2 separate regions of the Mus musculus genome follow, and region 1 is linked to region 2. A link is a contact called in ENCODE Hi-C or POLR2A ChIA-PET data. All regions are on one chromosome and are shown on one strand. Each heading gives the region's core, a stretch centred on a gene start or an enhancer-like site at or near the end of the contact. The rest is flanking DNA. Distances are from core to core; before and after follow the strand shown.

Region 1 (3,352 bases), core at 821-3,320, 39 kb after region 2:
CCTGTTTATCCCATCTTTAACATAGCACACTGCTTCTTTTGTACAAGTTTCTGAATTTGGCAGTGAGGAATACAAGGCTGAGCAGGAAACAACCTATCTTCCAGGAGTTGGTAATCCAGTAAGAGATCATACATCTGTAAAATCTAGAATTAAGCAGAGGGAAATAAAGGTGCCATACATTACTTTTTGTGGCAATGAAATCATACTTAGGCTCCAAATGCAAATATAAACAAACAGCTTTATAATTTATACAATAAATATGTTCCAAATGTTCTGAAAACATTTACAAATCTCTAGTTCCTTTAAGGGCCAGTTTTTTAACTAAAATTTGAGTAGTCACCTCATTATTAAAAGTATTAGCTGGTAGCATTTTGCCATTCTACATATTCATCTGGTATTTTAAATACTACTTTCACACAATTAATTATAACCAATTATACTCTAGTCAACTGGAAGACTGCAGAGGTGGAGTTGCACCCCTGAGAAGTAGCACCCCTGTCTGGAGACTCAGTAATTCAGACTCTTACATGTCTCCTTTGAAACTACAGGACCTAAGCTGGAGAGAGAATGAATGTGATAAACAATCCATTTATTCCAATGCTGTCTCCTCCTTTGAAAGATGTGTTGTACTTTTCCTATTGGCTTAGAATGTGAGCCAATAAGGAAAGAGGAGTCCTTGGAAGTATTCATAAAGCAAGCCTGGCATTGTGCACACTGGTAAAGATGGCTTTGTTCTTTACATCTGTGAGAATTTTATGGGTTTGATACTTTTCTTTTGACATAGTAAGCAAAAGTAATTCAGATTGGGTGGTGCTGTCCCTTGAAATATATTTTCTAATGTTTAAGAATTCCCCCCTTTTATTATTTGGACTTAAGATGTGATAAATCCTTAACAGATGTTCAAAAGAAATTCAAGAACTTAAATACAAGTTTTTATTATCACGTTGAACATATTTCAGATGAACAAAATTAATATAAATTTGCTAGGTTTGTTTGAAGTCTATAATTACTAAGTTTCTTTCATTTCAAAAGTGGCATATATTACAGTTATTAGGCTCCTAATAGCTGCTTAGAAACAGATTAATGTTAGGTTCTCAGCAGTAGCTACTTACGCTCGGGATTGTAGACTATTAAATTTCTTTTGTTTACCATATTTAGAATAAGCCTTAATAAAGATGTTTGTATAGTATATATTTTTAAACACTGAAACTCAAGAGATCTCTAAAAAGACAAAGAAAATAAAAAACACATCCATTCATATTCTTTTCTGTGTGGGAGATTTCATTAGAACATTTATTTGCTTAAGTACACTAGTTTCTTTGCTTAAATACACCAGTTTCTAGAAAAAACCCCACTAGACCATTTGCTCATTGAGTGTGAGAATGTTCAAGCCAGATCTAAAGGGATTTTTTTCACTTGTATTCTTTCCAAATCTACATTCAGTTTAAATAATTGCCATAACAATTGACAGATAATCTGTCTCTCTGATGTGGATGAATATCAAGAGGTTATTTTACTACGGGGGGGGGGGGCAGTGAAAAATACAAAGTAATTGCAAAGAGAGAGGAAAGTCCAGGAGAAAACAGACACAAAAACAAAAAGAACAAAACTAAAAACTCCGAAACGACCAGTAGCATCATTAATCAGAAGGCTAGAGAGAGACACACACTTTTGTACTCTGATCGTTTCATGTCAGGACAGAACAAATTAAGCAAGGAAGTCAGAGTCCAACAAGGAAAAACATGGAGCGGGCTTAGGGGACGGGCTAATCATCCAGGATCGTTAACAGGGAAAGGGAACACTGTTGCTTTTTCTTGGCACCTGAAAACTCCAGCTCCACACTGGCAAAGGCCGCAGCTCTTTTGGGCTCAGGCCAGCGGGTTCCGACCGCACGTTGGCGGCGCGGGCTGGATCCCGGCAGCCTCCGTCCCGGTTGCTGGGGCCGCGGGGCCCTTTGTTCCCGCGGGGCGCCGCCGCCCGTCCGCCCCGAGTGAGCGGGCCCCCGTGGGGGACAGCGCGGGGCCCATCGCCTCGCCCCGCCGACCTCGCAGCTGCAGTCCCGCCCGCCCCAGCTCCTAGTTCCTCCCTCGCTGCCCAGGGCCAGAACGACCTTGTTTTGCTTTTCGGGCTCGGGAGAGAGGTGAGGGTTAGACCCGGCCGCGGCTCACCGGGGCGCTTACACGGGCAGCAGTAGGGGGGGTCCCAGCGCCTGCCTTTCCCCGGAGCCCTCGGGGGACAGCGGCGGGCCGCAAGCTTCCGGGAGAGCCTCGGGGGGCCCCGCGGGTCCCGGGCTGCGCCTCCCGCCAGGCCCGGGACTCACTTCTCGTAACGGAGCCAGCGAGGCGCCAGCACCGGTGGGCTCGGGTCTCCGGGCCGGCGCCGTGGCGGGCGCGGGCCGACGCATCCTGGAGAGCCCGGGGTGGGTGGGTGGGGGGTGTGCGGAGCAGCAGAGGTCGCGGCCCCGGGGCGGGGGCGGAGATCCACCTGGCTACGTGGCAGCCATTGCGGCGGCCGCGAGACCCCTCCCCACGCGGCCGCCCACCCGCCCTCTCGCGGCGGGCTCCTGCGCGGCTGCTCTTCCCCGGTCGGACGGAGAGCGGCAGTGTGTCCTCGCTCCGCACGCTCGCTGCGTCTCCCCCACCCCCGCCCCGCGGACACAGCTGCTCGCCAGCCCCGCGCCGCGCCGCGCCGCGCCGGAGAGCGTAGTGGCTGGCGGCGGCGGGAAAGGGTTGCGGACCCGCGGCGCTTACTCGACGACACGGCCCGGGGGCTTCGACGCCCCGCTCCCGCAGCAGGTAAAGGCGGAGGTTGGCGAGGCGGGCGGCGGGACTCGGGGAGGAAAAGAGCGGGAGGGGATCCCGGGAGCGCGGAGTCCCAGAGGAGGAGGGCCCGAGGCGGGCGGCGAGCGAGAGACGCGGCAACCCCGGGCAGGCACGGGCCGGGCGGGCGGGCGGGCGGAAGGGGAGTGAGGCGTCGCGGGAGGCGGGCCCTGGCGCGGGGCCCGAGGCCGAGCGAAGGCGGGCGCCGCGGCAGCTTCCCCGGCAGCTCCTCCAGCGCCTGGCGGGCCTCCAGGCCCCGACACACCCCTCCCGCCCCCGGATTCTCCGGGTGCCTTCCCGCCCCGACTTGACCTCGCGCCCCTGCGAGCGCCCCGCCGTTTTCCCAGGCCGAGCCTTGTGGGAACTTGGGCCGCCTGCCCGGGCTGGTAGTGCCCGTAGAGCTGTTTATTTACTCACTTCCAAACCACACGCACGCACGCTCGCTCGCAAGCTCACTCCACACCGGCAGGCTGGCCTCCCTCCGGGCGGGTGCGCCCGCGACCCTCACCCCTTCCCATCCGTAACTTTCCCTC
Region 2 (3,287 bases), core at 566-3,065:
GACTCTCTGCGGATTCCTTCCCTGTCGCTTTTCTTTCTTTCTCTGTTCCTTCTCCTCTTCTGTCTCCCCTTTATGGTTGACTTTCTCAGCAACCTGCACTAAATCCCTCAAGAGCTTATCCTGTCATCCCTCTAGCCTCTGAAGCTTTTTCCTGTTGTCTCTTCTAGCCTGGTCTATAAAAGCCATTGTCACAGTAGCTTTGTGACAAAGATGCTGCTGGGGTCATAGGGTGCAAATTAGCGAATGCCCCCATGAGCTGCTCTAGAAAGGTTGTGGGCAACTCATCTGGTCTCTGCTTAACCTCATGTACCCTGGTCAAATTTGTGGGTCATCATGCAGCCCCTGAGACCTGCCAGTGGAGTCTGGTGGTGGATCTTTGGGCGCCCCTTACCTTTTGCCATATTGAAGTCCCAGTCAGGTCTAGTCAGGGAAAGCCCACTGTCCACGACAGCCTGGTCAATCGATGGTGCCCTCATGTCTGAGGGGGTATTCATTCTGGCTTCTGGCTTCCTTGCATTATAAATAAAACAGTCTCAAAGAGATTAACTGGCCCTTTGAAAAAGGGGGTGGGGGTGGGGGTGGGGGTTAGGCCTTCCAATTGTACAAGTTGGCCAAAGAGAAGGGCCAATATTGCATAGCCTGGTTGCCCTTTTTCAGAGGCCCATGTGCCCTTAATGGGAGAGCCACCATGGTATCAGGGGAGGTGGTTCTCAGGTCTCCTCCTGATCCTCCCTCCAGTAAAAGGGGGTGCAATGGCCTTGGTCTCATATGGGCTGAGGATCCCAGAAATGGTACTGGCACTGGTGAGGCCTTGGGGGCGAGGGTAGGGAGATTTGGAGGAGGAGGGTCTTAGAGTAACAGGTCCGCTGTTGAAGGATCTTGGAGGATCAAAATTTTAGGTCCGGATCCCTCCTCCTGCTCTTCCTTCTTCCTGATGGTCAGAACCTGTGAGGTGGCTCTTGAGAAAGAAAGGCTTTTATCTAGGTGTGTGTGTGGGGGGAGGGCTCCTCCACTAGATTCTTCTAGGTAACTATAAAGGGCCCTTGGTCCGGGTGCCTGAAGGATCCTGGCCTAAAGACTCTCTCCTCTACTGCTTTGATCACCTGCAAGTCAAAAAGTCCCTACAAGTGGGTCATGCAGAGAAGCAAAGAGTAACTAACTTGTCTTTTAGTCTGTCCAATATCCAAAAAAATGTCATCAGTCTAAGTCCAAGAACACAGAACAAAGTACTAACAAACACAAACTGTATCTGCCTCCTGAGTGCCAGGGGGAATCTGTGAGTTCCAGGCCAGCCTGGTCTACAGAGTGAATTTCGGGACTGAGGATGTAGCTCAGTGGCAGATCATTTACCTAGCATCTCTGAGGTACTAAGTTTAATTCCCAACACCACAAAAACAGACTAAAGAAAACTGATAGACCACATTTACACCTAATGAGATACAGTACCTAGTCTCTAGAGTGAGCAAGCTACTGAGATACAGGTAGACAGCAAGAGATGGATAGTGATAGGCTCCCTGGCGCCTCATAGACACCGCCCCCCTCGCCCCGCCCCGCCCCCTCCCCGGGAGTAAAATTACGGCTCAACAGGGAACCGAGAAAGAACTGAAAAAACCGGCCGGAAGGCAGTCCAGTTCTCTTGAAGCTGCTTCCTCCTTGTTTTTTAAAGAGACCTCCAGAAACTCTGTCATTCCCCCTAACCCCCGCCCCCATCTCCACCCCCAAGCACCTACTTCCTGCACAAAATAGGAATGAGACTGGGTGGGAAGATCCTGGAGGCGCTCAGGGCTTTGGGTTGTTCTAGTCTGCTGAATCTCCATTGCCAGTGAGAGATCTTTGCATCTTCGGTGGGACTCCACCCCCCTGCTCCCCCAACACGTACATTCACACAGCCACCCTCGTGCTGTAGGCGGGACACCCCCAACACACATTCACACAGCCACCCTCGTGCTGTAGGCGGGACTCCCCCCACCCCCAACACACATTCACACAGCCACCCTCGTGCTGTTTAGCCTGAATAGCCGGAGGAAATTGTTCTCTCTTTCCAATGCAATAGGCAGGCCAGATCTCAAGACCGACCTCTACCGGTAACTGGTAACCGCCCTTTGCTTCTAGATCTGTAACCAGATTCAAGTCCCAGCAGGCCTCTAAAAGTGAGGTAGCAACTGAAACCTGTGAAGAGGTATACTGGGCTAGAAAGAATTGTTTGAATAGACACGTTTATACCATCAGAGATCCAGGGAACGTGTGTGAGAAAGGCTTTTAGAGATGTTGGGTAACGGTGAAAAAAAAAAACAAAAAAAAAAAACATAAACCCGAATCTGGCTAGTTTAAATACCAACCTACTAAGTGATTCTAAGGTTAATAGTGTCACCATGGGAGTTCCAAAAGTCATTACTGGTGGGCCCAGAAGCTCATGTTCTCAGGAGAGAGTTTGAGGCCAGCCTGGGTATTGGGAGTCTGCTATGTTCCAACCATAGACTGCCATGTTTGTGTCTTTCCACAATGTCAGAATTTATTGACTAACAATACATTTACAAGCTACAGCGATTTTGTTGCCTGAAATTTTCCACGTTGTTTCTATTCCCCTTGATAAATGATTAACAAGCACAAGTTTGTTTTTTTTTCCCCTAATCTATTTGTAGTTTTAATTTTGTGTGTGGTATTACATATGTATGTGTGTGGAGGCCTGAAGTTAGTTAATTACTTTCTACCATTAAAATTTTGGGGGTGGGAGGATGGGGCTGGATGGCTGGCTCAGTGATTAAGAGAACTTGTTGCTCCTGCAGAGGATCTGTGTTCAATTAGAGCACCTACGTGTTGCCTCACAACCATCTGTAACTTTAAATTCAGGAGATCTAATGGGCCCACGGAGCACCAGACACACACTTGGTATGTGTACATATGTGCAGGCAAAACACATACACATAAAATAAATCTTAAAGAATTAAAATATTTATTATTTTTAATTAGGTATATGTATATGTATCTATACATAGGTATGTGCGTGAGTATGGGGTTCCACTGGGTATTAGATTTCATACAGATAGAATTACAGGTGATTGTGAGCTGTCTAATGGGGAGGCTGAGAAATGAGCAATATTCACTCTTTACTACTGAGCCATCTATTCAAACCCTCCCTATTAATTTATTTACTTATTTTTGAGATAGGATCTCAATACATATACATATACATACACATACACATATACATATACATCCCTGCTGGCCTAGAACTTGCTATGTAGACCAAGCTGGCCTTGAACTTGCAGAGATCTGACTGCCTCTGT

The links. Hi-C counts contacts between places; a loop is a spot of excess contacts on that map. ChIA-PET counts read pairs that join two places held with the same protein, here RNA polymerase II (POLR2A).
Region 1: a loop to region 2 is called in a map of heart, with 5 times the contacts of the local background. The contact joins the promoter of N4bp2 here to the enhancer-like site in region 2. A Hi-C loop is called at or near these places in 9 of 37 maps with a recorded cell type or tissue (gastrocnemius, heart, left cerebral cortex and 1 more). POLR2A ChIA-PET finds 5 or more read pairs at or near these places in 5 of 5 experiments (Patski and embryonic stem cell).

What each region holds. Positions count from the first base shown.
Region 1 is chr5:65,761,451-65,764,802 of GRCm38, forward strand. It overlaps N4bp2 (NEDD4 binding protein 2), which reads left to right and starts at 2,071. Exons shown (of 20, transcript NM_001024917.1): 1 at 2,071-2,140.
Region 2 is chr5:65,722,881-65,726,167 of GRCm38, forward strand. No RefSeq gene overlaps it. Among named protein-coding and RNA genes, the nearest start is that of Pds5a, 26 kb to the left of the region's middle. Within about 2 kb of position 1,816, at least 1 of the 3 ENCODE cell types and tissues checked has a DNase peak (open chromatin) inside an H3K27ac peak, as active enhancers do; it is heart, where a contact is called at or near this core.